Regions from separate parts of the Homo sapiens genome. Here region 2 is linked to region 1. A link is a contact called in ENCODE Hi-C or POLR2A ChIA-PET data. All regions are on one chromosome and are shown on one strand. Each heading gives the region's core, a stretch centred on a gene start or an enhancer-like site at or near the end of the contact. The rest is flanking DNA. Distances are from core to core; before and after follow the strand shown. Region 1 overlaps FAM13A (family with sequence similarity 13 member A). Region 2 holds the start of FAM13A (family with sequence similarity 13 member A).

The links. A loop is a pair of places that touch in the nucleus more often than their neighbours do. ChIA-PET counts read pairs that join two places held with the same protein, here RNA polymerase II (POLR2A). Pooled maps may share reads with other maps.
Region 2: a pooled map shows a loop between it and region 1 (6-fold over the local background). The contact joins the promoter of FAM13A here to the enhancer-like site in region 1. A Hi-C loop is called at or near these places in 7 of 50 pooled maps. POLR2A ChIA-PET finds 5 or more read pairs at or near these places in 3 of 52 experiments (H1, IMR-90 and activated T-cell).

What each region holds. Positions count from the first base shown.
Region 1 is chr4:88,790,371-88,794,130 of GRCh38, reverse strand. FAM13A (family with sequence similarity 13 member A) reads left to right here. Exons shown (of 24, transcript NM_014883.4): 9 at 3,504-3,545. Among named protein-coding and RNA genes, the nearest start is that of FAM13A-AS1, 82 kb to the right of the region's middle. Within about 2 kb of position 1,675, at least 4 of the 41 ENCODE cell types and tissues checked have a DNase peak (open chromatin) inside an H3K27ac peak, as active enhancers do.
Region 2 is chr4:89,055,690-89,059,449 of GRCh38, reverse strand. It overlaps FAM13A (family with sequence similarity 13 member A), which reads left to right and starts at 2,265. Exons shown (of 24, transcript NM_014883.4): 1 at 2,265-2,512. The coding sequence starts at 2,486. RefSeq lists an enhancer at 2,402-2,964.

The DNA of each region.
Region 1 (3,760 bases), core at 426-2,925:
TTTTCTTAGCAAATCAGTCAAAGACGCTGAAAAAAAATTCATTATTCTTAGCTCTCCGAAGAGGGTAAAAAGCAAGCTACATACAGATGAAGAAGGAAATTTCTTTATCTTTCACTTTGGCTTATTTGCTTATTGTTTAAATGCTTATTGCCTTTTTGTCAGTGTCTTAGTTATGGAAGAAATCTCTATTGCTTTTGTTAAATATTCTTTAAAATTTTGTTAAGGGTGAATTGTTAAGTACATCCCACAGGAACTATGGCGGTGGATGCCTGACTAAATACCAAAGTTATTTTGGAATCTAATAAACCATAAATGTATCTGATACTATGTCATAAAACTAAATATGCAGTCATAACCTTTTGTAATCATGTAAACTTTAGGCAGTAAGCCTGAACCTGAGATAGAACAATTTTTTGAGGTTTCTTTTAGAGGTAAAAGAAACTACAGAGATCACTAGCCAGACCTTTCATTTTCTATGTGAAGAAACCAACCCAATGCAGCCAAGCTAACCAACAACCTGCCAGTGATTTTGTCTAATCAACTGCAGAGCCAAGACCAGAACTTTCTTTTCTGATTACCAGTGGAAAATATCTTCTCCTAATGCTTTATATAGGAATTCTATTAAAAGAACTTGAAATTATAGACTAGTTAAATATACCAGAAATTCCAAAGGACTATTAAAAACATCACACTTTATTCTAAAACTGTCCTAAAATAAATATGCTAGCAAAAATATGAATATGATTTAATTACTTGGTTTTATTATTGATTTATTCGTTTACTTTTGTACTCTGAGAAATGTGCTCTACAACTGATTTAGATGGTTCAGGTCATTTTTCTCTAAGCTGTTGGAGAAATTTCGATGTGTTGACTTTTATTCACTGAGGTTAACATGAGTTTTCCGTATCCTACCTTCATTACTTAGATTACAGTATTTAAAAATCATTATTGGGATATTTAAGTAATTGAAGTTTTGAAGAATTTTAGTTGCGAAGATAAGAGCCTCTGCCACTCAGTGTCTTCCACAAACCAACAGTATTAGAATCACTGAGGAATGTATTAGAAATGCAGTCTCAGCTTCCCCTTCCCAAGACCTAGACCTGCTGAATCACAGTCTGTATTAACAAGTGCCAAGGTGATTCCTATGCACATTAAGAATGAAGAAGCACTTATTTAAAGAGTTAGAAATCTCAGAACCTCATCTTGTTTGTTGTTTCCTTGTCTTTTTCTTTCTTGCCTTTCTTTCTTCACCCTCCCTTCATGGAAAATGAACATCAAAACATCAGGATCTGCTTTAATAGTCAAAAAGAAGACAGTTCAAAAGGATGTGGAAAGGAGGAGAGGAAATACATGTCTTCATTCTGAGATGGCATAGAGGACTAACAGGCTAATGACATGTCTTTGGAATGTTTTTTAGCATCTAGCAGATCCACATTCTTTACTCTCTTCTGGGTTTTCCCCGAGTCATTACTCATATGGGTCCCTGCTCTCAAAACCAAGGTTGTGTAACTGTACTGAGAAGTGGAGTATAGGAGTTAATTATATATTGTTGAATTTACAGAGGGTAAGCCACAAAGTAGCAAAAGCAAGGACTGCTTGTTCCAGTTAAAGACAGAAAGCAGAAAGGGTTTTATTGTTGGTTATGTAGCCTGGGAACCACTATGAATAACAGGCATTGTGAGGCAGAGGAGAAATTGTTGTAATTAAAAGCAAAGTAAAATACCTAAGGCCAGGCCTCCATATCCAAAGATGACTGTAGTGAGTAATGGATTGAAAGACAAGCTAGTGGAGTGATTAAGAGCTTAGACTCTGAGCTAAAACCTTTCTTGGTTCAAATCCTAGCTCATTTATTTCTTGGTTCTATGGCTGTGGGTAAGTTATTTAACCTTTCTAACCTCTTCATCTGAAAACAGGGAAAAGAGTAGTACCTCTTCATAGGGTTATTGTAAATAATAAGTGAAAAAAAAACTATGTAAAAGTACTTAGCACAGTGTCTGGAACATAGTAAGTACTCAGTAAGTCTTAGGGTGTTTGTATTTATTTACTTATCTTCTTAATTATTTAATACGAATTTGAATCAGCTTCCCTTTTACCTAATCACATGATTTTACGTGGTTTTTCTGGGTTTGTCTGTGGCCATAACAAAGAGCTACAGCTTTAGCTAAAGAAAATTATCTTGGGCGAAAGAGTAAACATTTTTTGATCACCTCTGGGATAATGAGTACTATGGAAGACATGATGGTGGTGGTAGTGGGAGGGAGTGTGATGAAAGAAAATGAGAAATATTGTACAGTCCCTTGAGGCCTTGAGATTCTACATTGAAAGAGATGAGATATACACTTACATGGGAGAAAAACCTGACAGATGATTCCCAAGCAACATATTCATATGTTGAAAATTATATCGTATAAATTAGAATGTTTGGAGTAATTGAAAGACAACTATCAATATTGGTCCTTAACAACTTTGATTTTCTTTGAATGTCTCTACAAAGAAAGAAAAGAACTATTAGGACTATTAGGTAGAACTATAGTTTGACACGACTAAAGATTGTCTCAAATCTGCTCAATATTTAACCTCTTCTTTTAAAGGATAGGCACTTTTAAATCTTGATTCACAAGCCAACTAAACACTAGAGGGCAGATTGTGAGAATGTAATGTGTTAATACAATTAAAATAGCTGCCAGCCTCAACACTCATTGTGGTTATGTGAACATAAGTGCAGGCATGAGGGGGAAAGTTCTGAAGCATGCTAACCTGATAGTGTTTTGTAATTTTATCATTCTACTTTGTGTTGACCACTTCTCAATACTTTTAAAAGAATTCAGGCTTTAAAAAAATGGGAAAATCATGAAAATTTGTAAGTGCTCAACAAAAACATTGTAAATTAGATGTTAAGCTGACACATTACAGAGCTTGAGATGCTTTCCATCCTGAGAAACTTAGGAAGAAAATGTGGCTTCGAAAAGATGGTTTAGAAATAGTCATATAGAAAACAATATCGGTTCCTTGTTCTCTATCCCTGTCGTCCCCACTGCCCTCTGCCTGTTGAGAGCAGAGTTTTAGAAAGATGTTCTGTTTCCTGGCCTAAGAGGAGAAGGAAGGGAATGGATTTGGGCTGGGAAAAGATAGAAATAGGTGAAGTAGGTGGCAGGAAGGCACATGGCCACAATTAACATTTTAGGAAAATGAAAAGACCTTGAACTAGGGCTGCTGTGGCAATAGGTTGACAGCTAAGAGATGGTTTTCCAAATTTAGTTATAGAATTGTCTGCCTTGGACAACTTTTAAAAGGAGAAAAAGCCACTGTTATAAGCAAGCAGGGCCATCTCCATTTCTAGAAACAAGTGAAAATGAGCATCTTTCATTGGATGGTTAAACATTGTTTTGGGGATCACTTGGGACTGAGCTAATTTCTTTCAGCCTGCGATCCACTTCACATGTTTGGTTCATCATCTCTGATCTTTCATCTAACCTGACTTTCTCTTTGCTTCTTTTCTGCAGTGCTCATGTACCCCAAGTCAGCAATGTGTCTGCAACCGGAGAGTAAGTTATTTGGGTTGGGTTTTTGGGCTTTGGGTTTTTTTTTTTTAATGCCCTGTCCCACTTATTAAACAGAAAAAAAAAGCAACTCTAATGGTGTACAGTATTGGAAAATTCAGATAATAAGCAGCCAGTGACTTTTAAACTATATGGAGGAGAGGACTACATAGGTATTCTTATTTGAGCTTCTATATGTGTATTCCTACAGACAACTCCAA
Region 2 (3,760 bases), core at 1,016-3,515, 260 kb before region 1:
ACCACTGCTCAAGGATATAAGAGAGAACACAAACAAATGGAAAAACATTCTATCCTCGTGGATAGGAAGAATCATGATCATGAAAATGGCCCTACTGCCCAAAGTAATCTATAGATTCAATGCTATTCCCATCAAACTACCATTGACATTCTTCACAGAATTAGAAAAACTATTTTAAATTTCATCCAGAATCAAAGAAGACCCCATATAGACAAGACAATCCTAAGCAAAAAGAACAAAGCAGGAGGCATCATGCTACCTGACTTCAAACTATACTACAAGGCTACAGTAACCAAAACAGCACAGTACTGGTACCAAAACAGACATACAGACCAATGGAGCAGAACGGAGACCTCAGAAATAACACCACATGTCTACAACAATCTAATCTTCGTCAAATCTGACAAAAAACAAGCAATGGGAAAATGATCTCCCATTCAGTAAATGGTCCTGGGAAAACTGGCTAGTTATATGCAAAAAACTGAAACTGGACCCCTTCCTTAGACCTTATACAAAAATTATCTCAAGATGGATTAAAGACTTAAATGTAAAACCCAAAACTATAAAAACCCTAGAAGAAAACCTAGGCAATACCATTCAGGGCATAGGCATGGGCAGAGACAAAAATGCCAAAAGCAATGGCAACAGAAGCCAAAATTGACAAATGGGATCTAATTAAACTAAAGAGCTTTTGCACAGCAAAAGAAACTATCATCAGAGTGAACAAGCAGCCTACAGAATGGGAGAAAATATTTGCAAACTATGCATCTGACAAAGGTCTCATATCCAGAATCCATAAGGAACTTAAACAAATTTACAGGAAAAAGACAAACTACCCCATCAAAAAGTGGGCAAAGGATATGAACAGACACTTCTCAAAAGAAGACATTTATGTAGCCAACAAACCTATGAAGAAAAGCTCACCATCACTGATCATCAGAGAAATGCAAATCAAAACCACAATGAGATACTATCTCGAGCCAGTTAGAATGGCAATTATTGAGAAGTCAGGAAACAACAGATGCTAGAGAGGATGTGGAGAAATAGGAACGCTTTTACACTGTCCGTGGGAATGTAATTAGTTCAACCATTGTGGAAGACAGTATGGAGATTCCTCAAGGATCTAGAACCAGAAATACCATTTGACCCAGCAGTCCCATTACTGGGTATATACCCAAAGGAGTATAAATCATTCTGCTATAAAGACACATACACACATATGTTTATCGCAGCACTGTTTACAATAGCAAAGACATGGAACCCACTCAAATGCCCATCAATGATAGACTGGATAAAGAAAATGTGGTACATATACACCATGGAATACTATGCAGCCATAATAAGGAACAAGATCATGTCTTTTGCATGGACATGTATGAAGCTAGAAGCCGTCATCCTCAGCAAACTACCACAGGAACAGAAAACCAGACACCACATGTTCTCACTCATAAGTGGGAGTTGAACATTGAGAACACATGGACACAAAGGGGAAACAACACACATCAGGGCCTGTTGGGAGGTTGGGGGTGAGGGGAGAGAACTTAGAGGATGGGTCAATAGGTACAGCAAAAGAAAAAAGAAAAACAAATTGACAGAAAAAATGGTAACAAAAATAAAAATAGGATAGTTTCCTTTTGGCTTACCTGAAGTGGCTATTTTAGCTATTAGTTCAAATATTTGTAAATTTTAAAATCTATCAAATTTTCTAGTGACAGCATGTGGAAGAGAAAGTTATTGAAAAGTCAGTTAGCTAATTTTTCAGACTGCAAATCACATATGTAGAATTATGGTTGTCTAGAAGTATGTTGTTTATGTTTATCATCAGTATATTTTTATAAGACAACTCATACATAATTAGAAGTAGTAACGGCTACATAAAATAGAGCATTTTCATTTAAAACAATTCTGATGGGGTAGCATGGAAGGAAGAAAATTTTGGTAGAATTTAGCTGGTTTCTAAGGAAGAGTAGAAGAGAAAACTGCCTCAGAAAAAATGAATAATGTGCCTGCAGTTTTAAACCTGAGTCTGAATACGTACATTTTGCTTAGAGCTGTGTGGAATCTGGGAAGCAAGTCTGTGTTTTCACTTTATGCACTGTTGGTTCTATTAATGAAAGCCACCAGGTGACTGGCAGTTTTCGGAGTCAAAGAAGCCTGTGTGTAGGATCTAGGGAGTCAGGTTTGAAAAAAAGATGTCAGCGACTTAAGACCCGTGTCACGTGACTCCCTCTACTTGCCAGCACTGAGGCTGTGGATCAAATTTCAACTCCAGGCAGTCCTTCCAGCCATGTGGGTTCAGCGGAAAGAGAAGCAAAACCACTCTTCCTAAAATGTTAGAAGCTGCTCTTCGCTTACCTTGGGGCCTTTGCATTGGGAGCTGTTTTTCACATCAAAGAATATGTGCTGAATGGAATTTTAGTATTTTGCTGTCGTTTTAATATTTTCGTCTGGTCTTCCTCAGTTCTTCCAGACGCTTTCTGAGAGAATGGGGGCAGGAGCTCTAGCCATCTGTGTAAGTATAGGCCTTCTTCTGTCTTCTGTGTTTACTGCCAGTTTTTAGGAGAGGGCCTTGCCTTCCTTGTTTTGATGAGATGTTTGTGTAACTTATTTTTCCTTCCCAGGAGGTGGGGAAAGATTTGTTACTTAAATTCCTATCTACTTAAATGGGTATTAGGCAGGATTTGGGATGGCATTCAGCATATTTGTGCACTTTAGTTTCCAAAAAAGGTGAAAGATGCATGCTGATTTATTCCGTTAAGTCAACTTGATTTAAAGTAGAGCACTTTCAAGCATTTTAGACTTTCTTGTCCCTGAATAGTTAAACATGAATGCTTCATTATAGCTATTAGAGAAATCTTGTGGCTAGCTTGAGGAGGAATTGAAGTAACCATTAATTTATTACTTTTGAGTATGTGTGTGACATTTTTCTGTTTTATATTTCTATTTTCGTTTAGTAATTCTGGAGTTTCTGTTTCAGCATGATTGCTGAAAGTGATGGTGGAGAAGCTCAGTTGATAAATGTTTGTGTATCCTTAAACTGTAGAAATGAATGGTTGTTATAACACAGTAGCATTAATAAATAACACTGAAATAAAATCCTTGGGAAAATGTGCATATTTCTGGAGTTTTAGAATTTTTAGAATTTATGAATTTCTAAATTATTCTGCTGGTGCTTGTACAAAACCTTTTGTAATAATCAAAAATTGTCAATTATATAATTTGCAGAATGCTGTAATTTAAATTTTGATTGTACTATATAGAAAATGCATATATCTGTATGAGAATTACACATATTTATGTTTCAAGTTGCTATTGTATTCCATAGGGACATTTTATTTTCTAGAATGTATTAAATGAGAAATATCTTCTTCCTTATTATCACCTTAACTGCTCACTTAAAAAATCACACTCAGGCCAGATCCTCTTTTTTTGTGTGTGTTTCAGAAAGAGCTGCAATTTGCTGTAGCTTCTGATGGCATTCTGAAGTGTTTAGAAATATCTGAGCAATTTTTGACACACAGACACCAAATGGTCACCAAATGGTCACCAAATGGTAGACCAGCCCTATAGATTAAGTTTTCTTAGTGAAACTGCAGGATGACCTTGTTTCCAGGCTCAAAACTTTTCAGCACCATGTATGTCACTCTGTCTTCCTTTTAACTCTGAGGCTTAGTAGCATCCAGGTATCCATGTGGTTATTCTTTTTTTATCACCCCAAAGAGTTTCCTTCAAAATCTGATTTATCTATGTGTAAAATACT